Linked DNA regions of Homo sapiens: region 2 is linked to region 1. The links are chromatin loops, found by intact Hi-C in ENCODE. Cell type or tissue: endothelial cell of umbilical vein. All regions are shown on one strand. Each heading gives the region's core, and the rest is flanking DNA. Links, peaks and the distances in the headings are about the cores only.

The links. Hi-C counts contacts between places; a loop is a spot of excess contacts. Peaks named below come from ENCODE experiments on the same cell type or tissue, not always from the same donor. Only the 100,000 strongest peaks of a DNase experiment are listed, where the experiment ranks them.
Region 2: a loop joins it to region 1, with 5 times the contacts of the local background. A loop is called at or near these places in 1 of 110 quality-filtered maps.

Annotation. Positions count from the first base shown.
Region 1 is chrX:141,338,877-141,344,271 of GRCh38, reverse strand. No RefSeq gene overlaps it. Among named protein-coding and RNA genes, the nearest start is that of SPANXC, 99 kb to the right of the region's middle. In endothelial cell of umbilical vein, for the core only: no CTCF peak of the experiment used is centred there; a DNase peak (open chromatin) is centred at 2,791; H3K27ac peaks cover 1,585 bases.
Region 2 is chrX:141,218,680-141,224,074 of GRCh38, reverse strand. No RefSeq gene overlaps it. Among named protein-coding and RNA genes, the nearest start is that of SPANXC, 21 kb to the left of the region's middle. In endothelial cell of umbilical vein, for the core only: no CTCF peak of the experiment used is centred there; DNase peaks (open chromatin) are centred at 3,254 and 3,534; H3K27ac peaks cover 1,644 bases.

The DNA.
Region 1 (5,395 bases), core at 303-5,302:
CCATTGTCCTTAGGGCAAAACCTAAGCTTCTTAACCTGGTTGACAAGAATTTTTTTGATCAGGCATAAATCCTAGCTCAGGATACATTAATGGGGACAGAGGTGTGGTGGTAGAGTGGGGGCGAAATGGACATAACAGATTTTATCTACATTATGGGCACTCTCCACAGTGCCAATTTTTCCTCATTTTCATTTTATTTTTGGGCTCTTTTTAGGCTCTCTTATCCTTCCTGATAACAATTGCTGTGTCCCTGAGTTTTCCTTGGAAACTTTTAAGAGCTGGGCATGCTCAGTAGCCATAGCCAGGGTTGTCTCTCATTTTTAAAACATCACTAAGGCTGCAGTGTGAAGGATGGACACACTTTGGGGCCTGTTGCGGGCTTGGGGGCAAGGGGAGGGAGAGCATTAGGACAAATACCTAATGCATGCAGCGCTTAAAACCTAGATGATGGGTTGATGGGTGCAGCAAATCACCATGGCACATATATACCTATGTAACAAACCTGCACGTTCAGCACATGTATTCCAGAACTTAAAATAAGATAAAATAAAATAGAAAAAAATGCATCAGTGAGAGCCTTTAAAAAACCAAGAAAGAATCAAAATTTCCTTTATCACAACTCTACAGATATTCCATTGAATGGGTTTACTTAAGCAGTATGAAATGTAGAGTAAGTTGGAGAGTGTCACCAAACTTCCCATTTTATTCAGAAAAATAACCTAGGGCCATGTGGTAGCCTATGGTCCATACATGAACTGCCAGCTGACTGAATCTCTGACCTCTCCTCCTCTTTTACTTTCCCCACCCTTTTTTTTTTTTTTTTTTTTTTTTTTTGAGTCAGAATCTTGCTCTCTCGCCCAGGCTGGAGTGCAGTGGCGCGATCTCAGCTCACTGCAAGCTCTACCTCCCGGGTTCACGCCATTCTCCTGCCTCGGCCTCCCGAGTAGCTAGGACTACAGGCGCCCGCCACCACACCTGGCTTTTTTTGTATTTTTAGTAGAGACGGGGTTTCACCGTATTAGCCAGGATGGTCTCGATCTCCTGACCTCATGACCCGCCCGCCTCGGCCTCCCAAAGTGCTGGGATTACAGGCTAGAGCCACCGTGCCCAGCCTACATTTTCCCTTTTGTGGTGGGCCAAAACATGACCCTCCTAAAGATATCCATGTGAAATTCCTAACACCTGTGAATGGCACCTCATATGGCAAAGGATTTGATTAAGTTAAGGATCTTGAGATGAGGCGCTTCTGGATTATTCATGTGGGCCCAATATCATCACAGACTTCCTGTGATTAGGTAGACGCAGAGAGAGACATATGAAGGAAAGGTGGGGGTGTGAAGATGAAGGCAGAAGACAAGGCAAGGAAAGCCGCCAGTTACCAAAAGCTAGAAGAAGCAAAGTACAGATTCTCCCCTAAAGCTTCTGCAGGGAGCATGGCCCTGCCAACAAATTGATTTGGGATTTCTGGACTTCAGACCCTTGAAAGGGTAAACTTTCGTTGCTTCGAGCCACACAGTTTGGAGTACTTTGTTATAGCAGCCCTAGAAGTGAATTCACCTTTCTTCTAACCTCACTGGCTTCCTTGATTTTCCTCAAATAGGCCACATGAGCTCCACTTAAGGACTTCTGCGCTCACTTCTCACTGGACTCGAAAGCTCTCCCACTAGACAGCTTCCTACTGAGAGAGCTCCATGGCTTTCTCCTTCGATTCCATCAAGTCTTGTGCAGAAGTCACTTTTTCAGTAATGATTTTCACGATCCCATTATTTGAAATAGGCCCCTTGGCATTCCCTAACATTCTTGCCCTATTTTCTCTTCATAGTACTTATCTCTGATCTGACATACCAATCTTTTAATGTTTACTATTTACTCATTTCTTATTGCCTGCATTTGGTTGTCCATACATGCAGCAGAAGATAATCTCCATACTGTCAGAGATTATCGTCCGTATCATTTATTGCTATGTTTCCAGTGCATAGAACCATGCCTCAGCACCTAGGACAAGGCCCAATATACATAAGCATTAGATGAACACTTAAAGGAAAGATTACATAACATCAGAAATTTTTAAAAAAGTTAATAATAAACAAAGCATTTTAGAACTTACGAGTCATGCTCCCCAAACTGCCATTGTCATTAACCATGCAACTTCTGTAATCCCAACAAATCACTTAAATTTCCCATTTTCAAATGTTGAAGTCTGAGGAAAAGACTTTGAGACATTTTACGTATTGTAGTTGACTAGAGCTACTTTTATTCAGTCACATGTTTACTCAACAGTGTTTTAAAAATCAAAGTGAAGTTCTCAAGCATTTTCTGCTGTATCATGCTGAAATCCTAAACACAGTGTATCCTAATTGAATACACAAAAATTGTGCAGATACCACCAAAAATATGTGCATATTTATTTTTATGGGCTTGTACCTTTCCTTGGGAAGAGGGAAGGTGACGACAGATGTCAGCAAAAGCACAAAAAGAAATACCCCAGGAGCTCCCATATGTTTCTACCTTGCTGAGTCCATGTAAGATAGATTACCTTCATGGCTGTTTCCAGTTACGTGGATAAAGGGAGGAGATAGAAAAGCAGAATGTCATCTCTGCATCTAGCAAGATACGCGTGCAAAGGTCAGCCAGAGGCCGGTTTTCTGAGTGACCATGGTTGGGAAATCAAACAGACTTTCAATTTGATCTGAGAGTAAAGCATGCTATTGTTTGAGCTTCTTGGTTCCATTTATCAGAGGAAATTTGTGCCAGAGATAGCAGAAGGGAAATGGAAGACATCCGAGAAAGGATTCCAAGATTGTAAACTGCACTCCAGCCCAAGCACTATTGCTGCCAATTCTAAGAATTTCTTCATGATTAGTCACAGTACTTAATGTTGCTATTATAAAATGTCAAGTGGAAGAGTCAGAGTCAGGCTATTGATGACTTAGAAGCTTGCTTTGCTGAAATAAAGTTTCTCTTAAAATGGAAAAGGTGAATTTACGCGAGTAAAATGAGTTGGAATAACTTGTGAAAATCTTGTGTTTTGATGTTACAAAAGTCCACGTAAATTACTGCCTTAAGCACTCGAAAAATGCTTAGAACACTTGTGGCTAATTACTAAAAATATTTATGACTAAATTGGGCTACTTGGGAAGAGAAATGATGGAAATAATAGTTTTAATTGTTAAACTAATGTTCGTTTTAAGTAAAATTGGTTAACTGAAAAAATGATATGCATACAAAAAAGAACACTTATCGTAATTGTGCAGCTTGATGGCTTATCCCACAGTAAAATTATTCTACAACTACTACTCGGATTAAAAAAAAAATACTAACTATACCCTGAGACGTTCCCCTGCTGCCGCCCCATGCCAGGCACTATCGCCTTCTATCCTGAAGTTATCTTCTCTTTTTGATTAGTTTTAAATGGTTTTGAATTTGACATAAATGGAGTTATACAGTATGTTCTTTTTAGTATTTGATTTCTTTTCATTAAATTTACGTTTGGAAGATTCAGCCATGTTTTTGCCTGTAACAGTAGTTCGTTAATTTTCACTGTTGTGTAGTTTGCTGTTTATCAATATGCCACAATTTATTCAGCCATTTTATTATTCATGAATGTTTGGATTGTTTCTCGTTTATGCCACTACAAATAGCACTAATATCAACATTTCTTAGAAGTAAACATATGTATACATGTATGTTAAGTATATATGTTGGAGCGAAATTGCTGCACCATAGGATATGAGTACATTTAATATGGCAAATACTGCCAAAGAGTTTTCCAATATGGTTGCATCAATTTGCATTCATACTAGCAGCGCATGAGGGTTTCCGTTGCTCTACATCATTCTCAACACACTGTACGGTCATTTGTTTTAACTTGAGCCATTCTGGTATATGTATAGTGGTATTTCATTGTGATTTTGTTTCTATTTCTCTTATGACTAATCATGTTGAGCATTTTTTCATGTGCTTATTTTTTCATTTGTTCATGTCCTTCATTGACCATATAGGTATCTTCCTTTTTGAGCTATCTGTTCAACTTTTTTGCCTGTTTTCTATTGGATTTTGTCTTTTTTTTTTTTTTTAGTGATTTATAGGAAGAGTCTGGCTATGAAGTTGTTTGTATTCATACATTTATGTGTGATATATATCACACACATATGAGAGAGAGCACACAAATATCTCCTTTTATGTTTTATTTTTAAAATCGAATGTATTGAGATTTATTTGTGTGCCATAAAATTAACCCATGGTAAGTACACAATATTTTTCAGTAAATTCCAGAGTTGTACAGCAATCACCAAAATTCTATTTTAAAGCATTTCCATTATTCCATAAGGATTCTTCATGCCTTTTTTCTATATTCCCAATCACCAACCCTAGCTTCAGGTAACATACTGAGCTGATATCATCTCTTATAATTTGCCTTTTCTAGAATGCCTGCCAAGAAAGCAAATCATACACTTTGTATGCTTCTTTTCTGGCTTTCCTCACTTAGTGTAATTATTTTGAGACTCATTGTTATTTTTTGATATATCCTTAGTTCCTTCCTTTTTATTACCAAGTAATATTCGATCGTAAGGGGTGTACCACATCTGTTTACCCATTCACCAGATGAAGGACATTTGGTTTCTTTTTAGTTTTTGGTGGTTAGGAATAAAGCCAATATAAAATTGTGCATGCAGCCTTTGTGTGACTACAGGTTTTCATTTTATTCGGATAAATACCTTGGAGTGGGGTTCTTAAGTCATATGGTAAGCGCAGGTCTAACTATTTAAGAAACTGACAAAGTGCTTTTAAAAAAGTGTTTGATACTATTTCCCTGGTATGAAACCCACTTGATTATGTTGGATTATCTTTTGGATATGTTGTTGATTTTGCTTAGCCAGTATTTTGTTAAGGATTTTAGCATCCATGTCCATCAAGGATATTGGTCTGTAGTTTTCTTTTTTAGTTATATCCTTCCTTGATTTTGGTATTAGGGTGATGTTGGCTTCATTAGGGAGGGTTTCACATCCCCACCAGAAGTGTAGGAGTTCTAGATGCTGCATATCTTTGTAAGCACTTAGTGTCTTCATGTTTTTTCTTATTTTGTAATTATTCTCACATGAGTGTAGTGATATCTCATTGTAGTTTTAATTTTTTTCCCTAATGACTAATGATGTTTGGCATCTTTTCTTGTGTTTAACTGCCATTTGTATATAATATTTGTTAAAGTATTTGTCCAAATTTTTTGCCCATTAAAAATGAGTGGGGGACTTCAATACACCACTGACAGCACTAGACAGGTCATCAAGACAGAAAGTCAACAAAGAAACAATGGACTTAAACTATACCTTGGAACAAATGGACTTAACAGATATATAAAGAACATTTAATCCAACAACCACAGAATACACATTCT
Region 2 (5,395 bases), core at 184-5,183, 120 kb after region 1:
TGTTTATTGCGGCACTATTCACAATAGCAAAGACTTGGGACCAACCCAAATTCCCATCGATGATAGGCTGGATAAAGAAAATGTGGCACATATACACCATGGAATACTATGCAGCCATAAAAAAGGATGAATTCATGTCCTTTGCAGGGACATGGATGAAGCTGGAAACCATCACTTGCAGCAAACTAACACAGGAACAAAACCAACCACTGCATGTTCTCACTCATAAGTGGGAGTTGAACAATGAGAACATATGGACAAGGGAGGGGAACATCACACACCAGGGCCTATTGGGGGTTGGGAGCTAGGAGAGGGATAGCATTAGGAGAAATACCTAATGTAGATGACGGGTTGATGGGTGCAGCAAACCACCATGGCAGGTGTATACGTATGTAACAAACCTGCATGTTCTGCACATGTATCCCAGAACTTAAAGCATAATTTAAAAAATAAAAATAAAAAATAAGCAATTCATACTTGTTTAAATTAAATGTAAATTTCTTTAAATTTCTATATAACATGTCAGAAGCATGATACCATCTTTAAATGACTGTACTATATATTACTTTTAGCGTTTGTGAATTCCCATATGTCATGGAGAAATAAATTATGAAATATAAATATGCTGTCATTTTTTTTGCAATAATGAAAATTTATCAAATGCACTGTATTACACCATTTGAATGTGGCATATAAAATCTATGGTTTATTAGTTAATTTAAATATTGCATTAACAATGTCTTATTCTATAAAATTTAACACAATCTTATTTGCAACTTCAATTGCCACAGCTCCCACTGAAAACAGAGACTGCCACAGATTGACCCACAGGTACTGGACTTTTCTCCACAATCGCCATTACCAGCTGAGTGTGCCATGTTCTTTCTTCCAGGAAAATCACAGCTCAGCACGACTGGTGCAGTATTCTTAAGAAGACCTTCCTGTTCCTAACACAGTATCCGTATCTAAAAGCAATAAGGTCATCATTCTCAATCAAAAAAAGATGAATTATTTATGAACCTTAGAAATCATGAGTGGTATAAATAAGGATGATAAAAGGAAAGAGTATCTTTCTTCTCAACAGAATTAAAAATTTAAAAAATCAGACTATTCTTAGTTAAATAAACAGCATATGGATAGTGTCATGAGTAGCCTGCTTATTCATTCTTAATCCCTTATCAATCTCTTATTTCTATGGATTAGCTTCTTAGCACAGCTCATTTATGCAGAAGAACCTTGTCCAAATAAGGGAGAGAAATACTCTTGAAATGTTTGGCAGGCCACGAGTGCAGAATATTTGAAAGAAAATGTCATGTCGTGTCCACCTGGGTATATTTACATGTCTTTTCTTGATTTGTGAACCAAACAGTGTAGACTCCACTTGTCTTCAGTGGCTGTTTGAAGAATTTAAAAGAGTGAGACACCACTAGATCTCTGTGCCATCAGACAACCTAGGGTATTGGTTGAGACAGGTAAGCCTGAGTGTATGCTGAAAAGTATTTACTAGAGGATAGATGGGAGTGAGTTTCAGAAAACAGACTGATCTTGACAGTGAGCCTCTCTCCTACAGAAATCATTCATTGTGGGTAACTTTGGGAAGACAATGAGTTTTCATGTAAAGAAGGATGTTTTTGCTTTGGTTTTTGTTTTGTTTTGTTTTTGTTTTGTTTTGTTTTAGTTCTTGTAGTAAACTGATGGGAGGGAGAATGCTGGAACCCTTGTCAAGTCACTGATAGAAGGGGCTAACTGACCATACAAGCAATTGGTTTAGTGATATAATGTGCCAGAAAAGCTACACAGCTGAGCTGACATCTCCAGAATGAAACAATCGTCATTCCCACAGATAAGCATACAGCTGCTTTTCTGGCTTAGGTAGGGTCACGAATTTCATTTTCTTTTATTTATTTTAAACTTCATTTTATTTTCATGACATTGGAAAGATAAATATGATTCATACAGCTTGATGTTGTAGCTCAGGTGAGGCTATGGAATAGTAGCTGGCTTGCTGAGTCAATTAAGCAATAATTAATCACTTATTGACTGCAGAAACATACCAAGTTTATTTAAAGTTTGGTGTGATGGCAGCAGGGTATGTGTGTACAAATGTGTGTATGCGTCTGTAAAGTGTCTTCTCTGGTCTCCAGAAACCTAGAGATGAAATTGTGTTCCTGAAAATAGCCTGATTAAAATGCACTCTTTCCTGAACTCTTGTGGTTGTCTCATTGGTTTCCCACATCCACTTTTACTTATACTCATATCAGCCTGAGCAATTGGAGCCATTGGCCTGGAACACAAATCTGATTATGACATTCCACTGTTTAAACTCTCCAATGGCTTCAATTTTGTTGGAAAATAAAACTAAATTCTTTATGATGACATGAAATGACCATCACCATTGGCACTTGTCATAGCTTCCTTTACGCACCCTCACATAACCAAAAGATAAACTACACTGGACTGTTCCCAGAAAACAGCATAGGATGTTTAATTCCAAGCTTTTGAACATTCTCTTTTATTGCCTAGAATGCTGCTACTACCACACTCCATGAAGTCTTAACTCGAGTTTTAGCCTGGAGAAGCGTGAGTCTACTTTGAAAGACAGATACCCAAAATAGACAATTAGTCTTCTGCAGCAAAGCAGCAGATAAAGAGAATTGAAAATACCCTTGCAATGAACACCTAGTTAGTGCTGAACTAGATATAAAAAAGAATTCTTTCATGTACTTAGTTGAGATCGTAATTTCTGGTGTCCGAAATTAAGAAAAAACTGCTAAGTAAGAAGTATGTGAGTTAATATTAATGCTGTAACTACTACAGGGATAAGAATGATAAGGGGTTGTGGGTATCAGTAATATAAGAATTGGAGCTTTTGACATCCATCTGAGAACAGATTAGGCCTTTGGCTTATGGAGGAAAATAATTTGAAGTAAAATCCTGGCTTAAAGACAGGAACCTTGAAGGTCTGCATCTTTGGCTAAATGATGAGGTATGGGGGAATAAAAGAAATGACAAATTAAGATTCCTAACAATCCAGGGATACGACAAGTGAGAAATTTTGTGTTTTCATGTCTCTGGGTAGGAAAAAACCGTGAAAATATCTCTTCTAAAAATTCAAAGCTCTAGGTCTGTGCCACATGTGGATATGAAACTACACTCCACCTGTGTGATGCAGGAAACCTCAAGCCAAGAAATTGGCATAAAATTGGAAATAAACTGCCTTTATCCCTGGACATTGGCAAACATGAAATCATCCTGAAAGAATTTGCCTCCAGTCCAGATGACTCACAGCTTCCTGAAACTACTCATAGACATATAATAGTGAAACCGCAGACCAACAACAGGGGAACAATCCTTTCTTTTTTTTTTTATTATACTTTAAGTTTTAGGGTACATGTGCACAATGTGCAGGTTAGTTACATATGTATACATGTGCCATGTTGGTGTGCTGCACCCAGTAACTCGTCATTTAACATTAGGTATATCTCCATTTGGGGAACAATCCTAAGAGCTACCAAGGGAGGGAGAAGTTCACCTAACAAGAAGTAATATACCATTACATGGGTGTAAGTTTCTCAAAAGCAGTAAAAGAAGCCAAAAGACAATGAAATCATTACTTCAGGCAATGGAAGAAAGTAATTGCAAACCTAGCAATCTGTAACTGACTGATTATAATGTAAAAATGAACATACATTCAGATAAAGAAAGACTGAGAGGTCACCAGATTATAGATTTTGCTATAATGTTAATGGAACTACTATATAAAAATAAAAATTACACTCAGAGGAAGGACTGAGATGTAACAAGCAATGGTGAAAAAGAAGCTGATAAATACGTGGGTAATTTAAGCATGAGCTACATAAAACAATAACTGTAGCTTAACTTTAGATGGGCATAAAATGAAATGGAATTAAAATACTAGACATCTAAGAAGGGAAGAGGATGATCTCTGTAAAAAGTGATCTAAGAACTTTATTGTGCAAAAGGGGAGTAGAGGCACTGATAAGTTTAGAGTTTAAGTCACTTCTTTAAAATCTCAAAATTGATGACTAAAACATTAGAAATAAAATGTGAAAAAAAGGAAAACAGAAATGGATGAAATGTATTATTTATATGCTAATGGAGGAAAATGTAACAAAGATGAGCAGATTAGTAAATAGAATGCAAGAAAGGAGGGAGGTAAACTGAAGCAAAGAGAGAATCTAGAAAGAAATGCAAAAAGAAAATGGTACAAATATATTGAAATATATCTGTCATCACAATAAATGTAAATGTCCTTAATTGTCAGTTAAAATCAATGGTCTTATATTGCATATAAAACATGTAGCCATATGTTGTTTATAAGAGAGATGATTAAAATGTAAAGACCTTGAGACGTTTAAGATAAAGGAATGGAAGAAAACAAATCAGGATTAATGTGCCATGGGTATATTAATATCAATATTAAGCAAAACAGAATTTAGACAAAAGAGCATTTTTAGTTATATGATAATGCTAAAATGTATACTAAAGAGATATTAGTGGGAATTTATAAGCACCTAACACATAACATCAAAACATGTAAAACCAAAAATATTAGAATTATAAAGAGAAAAATCATAAATATATGATCATGGTGGAAGATTTTAATATCTCTTGCTCAGAAACTAATGAATCAATCAGTAATATATATAAAGACTATAAAATATTTGTATATCAAAATTAGCAAGCTTTATTTAATGGACATATAGAATCTCACACGTAGCAATTAGATAATAAAATTTTTTTTAAAGCACCAATGGGGCTTTATTAAAAAATTAACCACATTTTTTGTGGCACATAAACACCATGGAATATTATGCAGCCATAAAAAAGGATGCGTTCATGTCCTTTGCACAGACATGGATGAAGCTGGAAACCATCATTCTCAGCAAACTAACACAAGAACAGAAAACCAAACACCGCATGCTCTCACTCATAAGTGGGAGCTGAACAATGAGAACACATGGACACAGGAAGGGGAACATCACACACCGGGGCCTGTCAGGGGGTGGGGGACTAGGGGAGGGATAGCATTAGGAGAAATACCTAATGTAGATGACAGGTTGATGGGTGCAGCAAACCACCATGGCACGTGTATACCTATGTCAGCAACCTGCACGTTCTGCACATGTATCCCAGAACTTAAGGTATAATTAAAAAAAATAATTTTAATCCACAAAGAAAATCTTAACAAATACCAATCAATATCATATGGACTATCCATATGGTTTGAGATGAAATGAAATAACAGAAATAAAAAGCTAAAAGAAAACGAATTCCTTGCTACTTAGAAAGATTAAAATATATTTATAATAACTTATGGAACAAAGAGAAAGCCATAATAGAAATTAAATCATATTTTGAAATGAATGACAAT